Regions from separate parts of the Homo sapiens genome. Here region 1 is linked to region 2. Evidence: chromatin loops called from intact Hi-C (ENCODE). Cell type or tissue: MCF 10A. All regions are shown on one strand.

Region 1 (5,000 bases), 88 kb before region 2:
AATATGCAAAGAACTCTTAAACTTCAAAAATAAGAAAGCAAACAACTCAACTAAAATGGGCAAAAGATCTGAACAAGTAATTCACCAAAGATTTACAGATAGCATACAAAAAGATACTCAACAACACGTCATTAGTTAATTACAAATTAAAATAACAATGATAAACCATTGCTCACCTATCAGAACAGCTAAAATTTTAAACTCTGACAACATCCAATGCTCACATGGACATGGAGCAACAGAAACATTCATTCCTTGATAGTGGGATTTGCAAAATGATTCAGCATTTTGGAAGACAGTCTGGTGATTTCTGACAAAGCTAAACATCATTTTACCATACAATCCAGCAATCACCAAGTAAATTTACCCAAATTATTTGAAAACTGATGTCCCACAAAAACCTGCATACAGACATTTATAGCAGCTGTATTTAGAACTGTCAAATCTTAGAAGCAGCCAAGGCATTCTTCAATAAGTGAATGGATACACTATGATACATCCATACAATGGAATATTATTCAGATTTTTTTATATGAGCCATCAAGCCACAAAAAAGACATAGAATAATCTTAAATGCATAGTACTAAGTTAATGAAGTCAGTCTGCAAAGGCCATATTCTGTACAATTTTAACTATATGACTTCAAATTAGAAAAAACTATAGAGGCAATAAAGAGATGAAGGGTTGCTAGGAAAAGGGTGGATGAGAAGAAGGTAGGCATGAGTAGGTGGAGCCCGGGGGACTTTTAAGGCAGTGAAACTATTCTGTATGATATCGTAATGGTAGATACATAACATTTATATTTGTCAACACCCATAGTACTGTGTAACACAAAGTGTAAACCCTAATGTAAAATATGGAATTTAATTAATAATAATATACCAATATTGGTTCATTAACGATAACAAGTGTACCACATGAATGCAAGATGTTAACTGTGTGCAGGGTATGGGGGAGAGGAGTAGTATATGGAAACTCAACTTTCTGCTCAATTTTTCTGTAAATGTAAAGCTGCTTTAAAAATAATGTATATTAATTTTAAAAGCATAGAACTGTACACTCTGAAAGAAAAACTCTACTGATAATTTCAAAAACAAACTGAAAATAAAAGCAACCTAGGTGTATAATAACAGGTGAAAGTTTATATGTGCACACAGAAAAATCCACTCGTTCATCATTCAACAAATATTTATTTAGATCTCCGTGGACTCTTTATGTCATAGTAAAGTAAAACATACATGCTCAGGATATTACCGTTTTTTCTTCTTCTTCTAAGAAAGAAGTTAATTACTTCTTTCAGTTAATTAATTCTTCTTCAGTTAATTACTGTTGCTTAATCTGTATCTCTTGCAACTCTCCAGTCTGTGGAACTGTTTTCCTTCTTTCATAGTCAGCTTAGGTTTTCTGGCTGAGCATTTTCTTCACTCTCTTGCTGCTACCCTTGCCTCACTTATCCTCTTGCCAAACTCGTGTGATATGTGTGCTGTCATTCACCTATTTTCCATCTTCGCCTTCTCACATAGCTCAATGAGCGCTGTGGGAGAAAGCCCCGAAGCAGCCCTTGGCATGGTGGTCACTGCATCAACTCTGACTTCAAAGAGGCGCACAGCACTAAGCAGTATTCCTCTTCTATCTTTCTTGAAAGATTTTACTTCGCAATTGTGATTTTTAAATTTCTCCATTTAAAAATAATAGCTGATCCCACCACCCTGTTTGCTCTCAGCAGTTAAGCTTTTGTCACAAGTAAAATAGGAGTTGTCCCATGAGCTCTACCAACAATTTCCACTCTAAACTGACAAACGTAGACTCATCCTGATTCATTGCTCTTTGTTACTGCCTGTTAAAATGGAAAGCTTCTTCCTCAAGGAGTGTTCTTGCTTTCTTGGGACCTCATCCTATCAATTATTTCGCCATGATTTGCTCTACTATTGTCAAAAAATCTCTGTCTACAAACTTTTCCTTAAAAGCATTCATACTTTATTAAATCTTTCCCAGCTTTGGAAGAAAAAAAAAAACTTCAAATAAACATTAGAGCTTACCTCCTATCTCAATAAGGGAAACCTTATCGAGAGCCCTTTTCATTTCTCACTTTCTATTCACTTCCTGATTCCAGTCATCTGATTCTTTGCCATGCAGCCATAAAATTGTATTCAAAAAGATACTAATGCTTTCTTTAATACCAAATCTAATTGACACATTTTTATCTTTATTTTCCTTGATCTTTGATCGGCATCTAAAATTTTCTTCCCTTGGTTTCTGTGACTTCATGCTCTGTTCTCTTCCTCATTTTTTTGTTTGCTCTTTCACAGACTCCATTGTCAGCTTTTGTTCTTTTATATTTCATTTATATGTTGGTCTTCATACTGTACACATAGTCCCTGAACAACTTCTTTCTTTCATTCTTACAGATCCGATTATGTATCTTAACTCCAGAAGTCTCACTCTTGAATTTGCTTTATAACCAACCCCCATCAGCATCCTCTACTTATATTTCCAAGAATACCTTAGAATTGAAATGAAAATCAAAACTCTTTATCTTCTCCCCTTCTTCAATAGTTTCTGCTTTAATTGTCTATCCAATTATCTAAACCAGAATCCTGGGATCTAGCCCTAACATATTCCTCTAATGCCTCATATCCAATCAATTTCCAAGCCCTCTTGGTTTCATCATCCAAACATCTCTTGAATGCGATATGTTACTCTGCAATGTCAATCACAGCCTAAGTCAAACTATCATCATATCTCATATAAATTATGAATTTTGTCTTTTAACTGGTCTCCTGGCTTCAACTTTGTTTGCCTCTGGTATATTTTTTCACACAGCAACCAGGGTTATCTTTCTCAAGCAGAGTTCCGATTAGATCACTCCTATGCTTAAAATAATTCAATGGCTCTTCTGGTATTTAAGCTAAAATATCATCTCCTTAGCAGAGCTCACACTCTTTCACAATTTGACCCCCATCGAACTCTACTGACTCAGCTTTCATCACTTCCCATCCACACTCTATTTCCCAATCAATCTGAACCATGTGCAATTTCCAGGATGCACACAGTTCTATCTCATGTCTACAGGTTCTATCTCAATGCCCTATTCTCAAAGAATGGAACACTCTTGAACTTTTTTTGCCATGCTATCTTCTATTTATTCTTTAATTCTCAGTTCAGATACCATCTACCCTAGATATCTTTTTCTGGGTAAGGACTGCCACAGTACTCTGTATTTATTTCTATCACAGCGCTTGTCCCACTATTGTAATAATTGGTTACTTGCCTACTCTTACACTAGTGGAACTTCTTGAGGGCAAATTTAAAATGCTGCGCCTAATTGATCTCCATGTTGCTGTCCAGACCCACAGACGATCAAGGAATGTTTAAAGAAGGAAGTTAGAAAATCAGAAAGAAAGGAAGAAAAGAAAGAAGGAAGGGAGAAAGGGAGAGAGGGAGAGAGGGAGAGAGGGAAAGGATGAAGAAAAAAAAAAAGGAAAGCAAAGAAGGAAGTACATGCCCTTTAAGATTACAGCTATGTAAAGGTGCATCATACTAACAGATATTTTGTTCCGGGTATGAGATTATGGGTGATTCACTCCTAGTTATGAAACTGTGTTTAAAGTTGTTACATTGTTTCAATAATTAAAATGTTACTGATTTTTGTTCTACAAGTATGTGACAGGTACTCCTGGTATGACAGAGACTGCTCTCTGTTCTTCAAAAGGTGTTTCTTCTTCTTCTTCTTCTAGGCGCAGGCCTAGACTGGGTTTCATAGCCTTCCTCTCTGCCAGTAGGGCCATAGGACCAAGTTCCAGCAAAGAGACTATGAACAGTAGTGACATGTACCACTTCAGGATTTGATCCTCAAATTCCTCTCACAGTGATCCTCTGCTCTTTCTTCCTGTCTGGAAGGTGGCCAGAGAGAGCATCATGAACCTAAAGGAGGGGAGAAATACAATTTAAAAAAGTCCAAGTCCTTGAGTGATTGCTTGAAAAGTCTCCCTACCAGAAACACTCGATTGGGCTTTATTTGGGTGAGATTGAGTTTCTATGGGGTGAAATTATTGAAGTTTGAGAATTTATCTATATGGCAGTTAAGCTAAAGTACTATACTTGGTGAACAGTTTAACATGGAACCACCTAGATACTGAGATGACCTTGATTTATAATTGGCTTGTTGTAGAGCACATGGGAAGCTGATATCACCAAAGCTGATTCCTACAGCTATGGAAGGATAAAATTTATCAGTTAGTAAAAATAATTCTATCACGAACAGTTTGAATGTAAGGGAATACTAGATACAATATTGTCCATCCCTCCATATTACACGTGGGAACTCGGAGGTGCAGAAAGGGAAAGCTGAGTCATGTGTTGCTAAGTCACGCTCTGCTTTCAACTTTCCCAACCACATGTCAGGATGCCTTGTCTGGGACAACTCACAGTTCATTGATTGTCCAGATAGCAACATGTGTGCTCTGGCTGCCTAGACGTGACACTCCTTTTCAAGCCTCCATGGGCACTCTTCCTGAAACTGCCTCTGTGGTTGAGGAGGATCACCTTCTCAGAGAGAGGAGAATAGTTCTTTGACGAAGAGCATTCAAGGAGCTGAAATTCCCTGCTAGAACATTTAGAACACTTAGTCCTCAGCCAAGAGGGTTCTTGTGACCTTGGACTAAGAGCAAACTTGCTTAACCAGATATGAAAAAATAAAATAAAATAGTATGAGGTAAAAATGAATTAATTAATTTTGTTATATTGTATTTTAAAATTTCTGTTTAGTAAAGAATGCTGTCGATTTTATTAACCAATGACAGACTGGGAGGTGATTGTGGAAAGATATAATCCCTTATTCATTTCTGGTAGAAGTGCAAAATGAGATGCCATTTGGGGCTATCTGATTTAGAAATATCTGGGAGTGTGCATGGAAGTTACATATGTGCACACTCTATGATTCATCCATATCACAAAGAAAATTTCTGCATAGGTCTACAAGAGGTTGAGTAGAAGAACAG
Region 2 (5,000 bases):
AAAAGGGGCAGAGCCCGGATGCTATTCAACGGTGCAGAGCTGGATGATGCACTACTAGAGGCACCTATGAGCTGTTAAATGGTGCAGAGCTGCAGCAGGAGCTTCTTAGCAGAGATGCCTGTGCACTATTTGATTATATAGAGTTAGAGGATATGCTCCCTACTAATGGTGCCTGTGTGCTATGAGATGATGCACAGCTACAGGCAATGTCCCTGGGTTGCCCCTGTCCAGACCAGGAGTCCTCAAACTTTTTCTATAAAGGGCCAGATAATAGATATTTTAGGCTTTGTGGGCCACATATCTTTATCACAACTACTCAACTCTGCTGAAATAGCAGGAAAGCAGCCATAAACAGCATGTAAATAAATGAGTTGGGCTGTTGTCCAATAAACCTTTATAAAAACAAGCTGTAGGTCAGATTTGACCAGGAGTCAGAGTTTGCCAATCCTTGGTCTAGTCTTTCCTTAGGCCTGATAAGTGCATGTGGCTGAGAGAAACGGAAGCAGCCTCTCTCCTCTCTCTTTGTGACACATCTTTCAGGACCAGGAAAATCTTCTCCCTTACAGAAGGTTATCAAGAGACAAGCCTGACAGGAACCCTGGAGCTATTTCTCTTGTCCCTTCCACCATGAAATCTAAAGGGGGTAACCTGCTAACTGATGACAGGAATCTTGTCTCCGATTTATCTGCCTCTGCTCAGTCAGACAGCAAACAGATGACTCATTCAGGAACAATCCTGTATTTATTGAGACTTACTGGGTGCCAGGCAGGTTTGTTGTGAAAATGGTGTGTTGTCGTCTCTTAATAAATAAAAATTCCCTCCTGTTCCAAATTCTTTCATCTTTGCCTCATCAAAGCCTGACAAGGTCTCACTTGTCCTTATCTTAGTGGCCACTGGCATGGTAAATCCTTTATTTGCATCTTTTGCTACTGATTTTTTAACATTATTGTATTCATGAGTAAGACTCTATTTCCAGAGGGTTAGTGATTTCCTAAGTGCCACCAATGGACAAGGAGTAGCTAGAAAAATAAGGAAGTGTTTCTCTAATGACTCATCTCCAGGTTTATTACCCTCCAGAGGCTCAATGATGTGTATTGGCATGAAGGAGTGGATCTCAGAGGCGAGCCAACCATGACATAACCCTTCTCCAGTTCTGATACCGTGGACAAGTGATCACTCTAAACAATTCCCCACCTAAATTGGTTTCATGTCATTAAAAGCCTTAGGACTCCCAAGGAGAAAATAACAGCATACCATCCATACCAACCTCCTTGACTTTTGCAGCAATTAGACATTGCTCCACTACCAAACACTCCCTGAAAATGGAGCTGAGTCATCAAGGAGCAACTGAAAATCAGAAGTGTGATTATCTGTCAATTGCTAAAGAAGTTTCCAGGAGAAGCCCCTCGGTGGGCTTCTCCTCACCTTTGCCAGGCTGCCTACACTGCATGGCAGCAGACTCTGTTTGGGATTTGGAGAGGCTGTTCCTCCCTGAATACTAGGCCCATAATACCCTACTTGCTGGATTTGTTCTGTAGTTTCTGGATTCAAGTCGTCATCCTCACTTAGGGCACAGCCATCTCCAGACTGGTCTGCTCTCTGGGCTCAGGGATTCACAAGGTTACTGAAGCCATAGTCTGGGGGCAGGGAGCAGAGGGGCCGCTCCATAGGAGTAGGGAAGAAGACAGATTTCAGACAAGCATTTAAGTCCAGTAGTCATCCAAACAGGCACACGAAGAAGGAGGATTTGAGAGTAAATCTGAGCTTTTCTTCCACTAAAAAAAATGCAGCACACTTCATTGTCTGACAATACTATAAACTCACTTTTATGACACTAGTTATAAAACCCTTAACATTTGTCTAGTGCTGGCAGTCAGTTTTTTTTTTCTTAGAGATCCAAATGCAAGAGAGAGATTTGTGATCCCAAAGCCAGCTTGGGGTTCATAAAATGAAGGTACCATAAAACTAATCCATCTTATGTACTAACAAAGATTAAATTCTATACCATGAAGTGATAGGCATTGATAAGAAATCCTTTGTTTGCATCGTTTGCTACTGATTTTTTAACATTGTTGTATTCATGAGTAAGACTAAATATCACCAGACGGTGAGTGGTTTCCTAAGTGCCGCCAATGGACAAGGGGTAGCTAGAACAATGATGAGGTGTTTCTCTAATGACTCATCTCCAGGTTTATCACCAACCAGAGGGCTCAGTGGTGTGTGTTGGCCTTTCTGAGGCATAAGCAGGCACATGTCGCCTGCAAAGAGGGAAGGGGTGGGTACTTGTGAGGAGCCCAGCACTGCCTTGCTTGGTCTGGACTTACGCATTTGGAAGAGTAGGGAGGTGAGCAGAATGAGATTAATGACAACCTTTGCTTCAGGATACCCATACATTTCTCCAGGAATGGCTCACTTTTTGAATTAACTCATTAACTAATTTTCTAAAATCTCCTGCTAATCTAAACCTAACACCAACTCTGACTTACCAACAATGTCCTTCTCTCTTCTCTGCTGCTCTGGCTCTCCCACCTGTAGCAACCACTGTGGTGAATCTTGTATTTTATCATTGCTTTGGATGTGTATGTGTATATTTTATACATTTTTAAGAGGGTATAATATTCTGTGTTACCTTCTATTAGTTGACCCGTATGAAATTGCCTTAATGTTTTATTTTACTCAATATTATTCTGCTAAGATTCATCCATTTCATTGTAGACAACATCTTTCTTTATATTGTTAATGGTCATTTGGATGGTTTCCAGGGTTTTGGTTCTACAGGAAGTGCTACTATGGCCTTTCTTGTCTCCAAAAGTGCATGTGGACATTTATTTTGGGTGGATACATTGGAGTGTAATTGCTGGGCCATACAGTATGTAAGTGTCCCATTTTATAAGAGAATGCTAAGCTCTTCTCCAAAGTGATTGTACTGAGCACACCCCCATCAGCAATTAACCAACTGTTACTCCACGTCTTCTTCACCGCCTCTCATTTTGTGCCAAACTAATTGGTGTAAAATGATATAATCTTTATGGTCCTGATTTGTATTTCACAGATCACTAATAATTTTGAACATCTCTTCATTTGATTACTGGCCATTTGTGTTGCCTCTTCTGTGGAAGGCCTGTGCAAGCCTCTTGCCAGTTTTCTATTAAGTTGTTTGAGCTTTTCTTATTAATATATTCTTGACAGTAATCTTGCATTGGTTATATGTATTGTAAACATCCCCTCCCAGTGTGTGACCTACCTTTCTATTTTATTTAAAGTGGCTTGTAATGAATAGAACTTTAACAAAGTCAAAAGTAGCTATCTTTTTTTTTTCTAAGCAGTGCTTTTTTTTTTAGCATTATGCAATGAATCTTCTTAAGACCCTGTGTGGATGACAGTATTGGCTCTCTCTGAGAGTCAAAGAAAGCCAGGAAAGGGAACGCGAAGGCCATTTGGCCCAGGCCTCACATGCACAAAAGGCCTTAAATCAACATTGTGTTCATTATCTTCAAATGAGGTCACCTACAGCCACAAAGATTCACTGTCAGGGGTGAAAGAAGATCCTGCAGCTTAAGGCTAGAGCATCATCCTTTGCAGTGCAGTGAGAACTACGAGGTTTTAATAAATCTTGTAAGCATGAGAATAGCACAGTTACACTGCATTCTATTGTTATTGTCAAAGTATCACTTTGTTAAATCTAAACATTCAAAATTTATCATGATATGTATTTTCAGATCATTTAAGTCTCTAAGGAGACCACCAAATGGAAAGTTGCCCAGGTCTTTCTCAAATCCAAGAGTTCCCAAACAAGGAGAATGGTGTGCTCCATTTCACAATGTTGGTAACTTACGAAACTGGAATTCACACCTAAATATGTCAAGCTCCAGAGCCTAGACATCTTCTGCTGTTCAATGTGGCTAAATGGCAATGAAAAATCATCCTGAGCATGGGATCCTGTACAAGTCATCCTGTGCACGACCATCTTCCCAGTGGGCCTCACTCTACATGGCACCACAGCTAGGTGCCCCAGCCTGTCATGGGATAGAGGCTGCACTCTGCCTGATGCCCATGTGTTTCCAAAGCAAAGGGGGACTCAGGCCTCTCTCCCTTGACCCCTCTGGGGCACATCAGGGAGGGGCTGGCAGATTGCTGAGGACCATGAAGGGCAGGGCGGTGGGCTTTACTGGCCCCAGAGCTTGCCCCAGGCTGTCCTGACATCCACTGCTCTCTGCAGGAAGGCCAAGAAGTCACTGGAGTGGCTGGGGGGGCAGCACAGGGATGAGTGTGTGTGTGTGTGTGTGTGTGTGTGGCAAGGTGTTAGTGTGCCTGTGAGGGTATGCATGAGGAGACTCCACAGAGGTGGCAGGATGGGTCTGGGAGGGAAAGGATGGGAGGAGACACTGAGGCAGCCAGTCTGCTCAGAGAGGCAGCGGTCCTGGCCAGGGGGCTGTACATGTCTCTCGCCCCATTCTCTAATGACCTCAGGACAGTAGCCATTGCATGTGGGGTTCACTGGACAGGAGGACCCCACCACCAGCAGCAAAATCATAACACCTGCCTTCATCCCACCACATTCTTCTTCATTGACCTCCAAGGGCTCTACAGCTGCACGTGTTGGATAAATGCCAGTTCCCCAGCTTGTAACCCAAGGAGTCATGAGTCAGAGCCACCCGATCCTCAGCTGTATAAGAGGATAATGCTGAATTCGAGTCATTGTGGGAAATTGACTGAAACAAATGAGCAACATCTAACAGTGCTGAAGAGCATCATGGCCTTTCTCCTCCCTTCCTCCCTCTGGCACTGGTATCTTCCCATCTGGCCTCCTAAGGCTTTGCCCGGTAAGGCTCTCTGCCCTTATCCCCATCTCTGAGGTACAACTCTTCTCACAGTACGGCCCCAGAGATGAGTCCAGGCCACCTGGCTGACCCTTACCCCCTTTCCCCGTATGCAGACTTCCTCAACCAGACCCCCAAGCTAACCACAGTGGGCCCACCCTCTCCCCAACACCCTCCCTT

What was found. A loop is a pair of places that touch in the nucleus more often than their neighbours do. Peaks named below come from ENCODE experiments on the same cell type or tissue, not always from the same donor. Only the 100,000 strongest peaks of a DNase experiment are listed, where the experiment ranks them.
Region 1: it touches region 2 in a loop (3-fold over the local background); 4 of 110 quality-filtered maps call a loop at or near these places.

Annotation. Positions count from the first base shown.
Region 1 is chr10:85,554,321-85,559,320 of GRCh38, forward strand. It overlaps LOC105378404 (a long non-coding RNA gene), which reads right to left. Exons shown (of 6, transcript XR_946157.3): 4 at 3,835-3,924. Among named protein-coding and RNA genes, the nearest start is that of GRID1-AS1, 21 kb to the right of the region's middle. RefSeq lists an enhancer at 3,624-4,823. In MCF 10A, no CTCF peak of the experiment used is centred here; DNase peaks (open chromatin) are centred at 2,981 and 4,381.
Region 2 is chr10:85,641,845-85,646,844 of GRCh38, forward strand. The region is part of intron 13 of GRID1 (glutamate ionotropic receptor delta type subunit 1); the gene reads right to left. GRID1-AS2 (GRID1 antisense RNA 2) reads left to right here and starts at 2,221. Exons shown (of 4, transcript NR_199154.1): 1 at 2,221-2,344; 2 at 3,720-3,822; 3 at 4,581-4,823. In MCF 10A, no CTCF peak of the experiment used is centred here; DNase peaks (open chromatin) are centred at 447, 1,077, 2,177, 4,647 and 1 weaker place.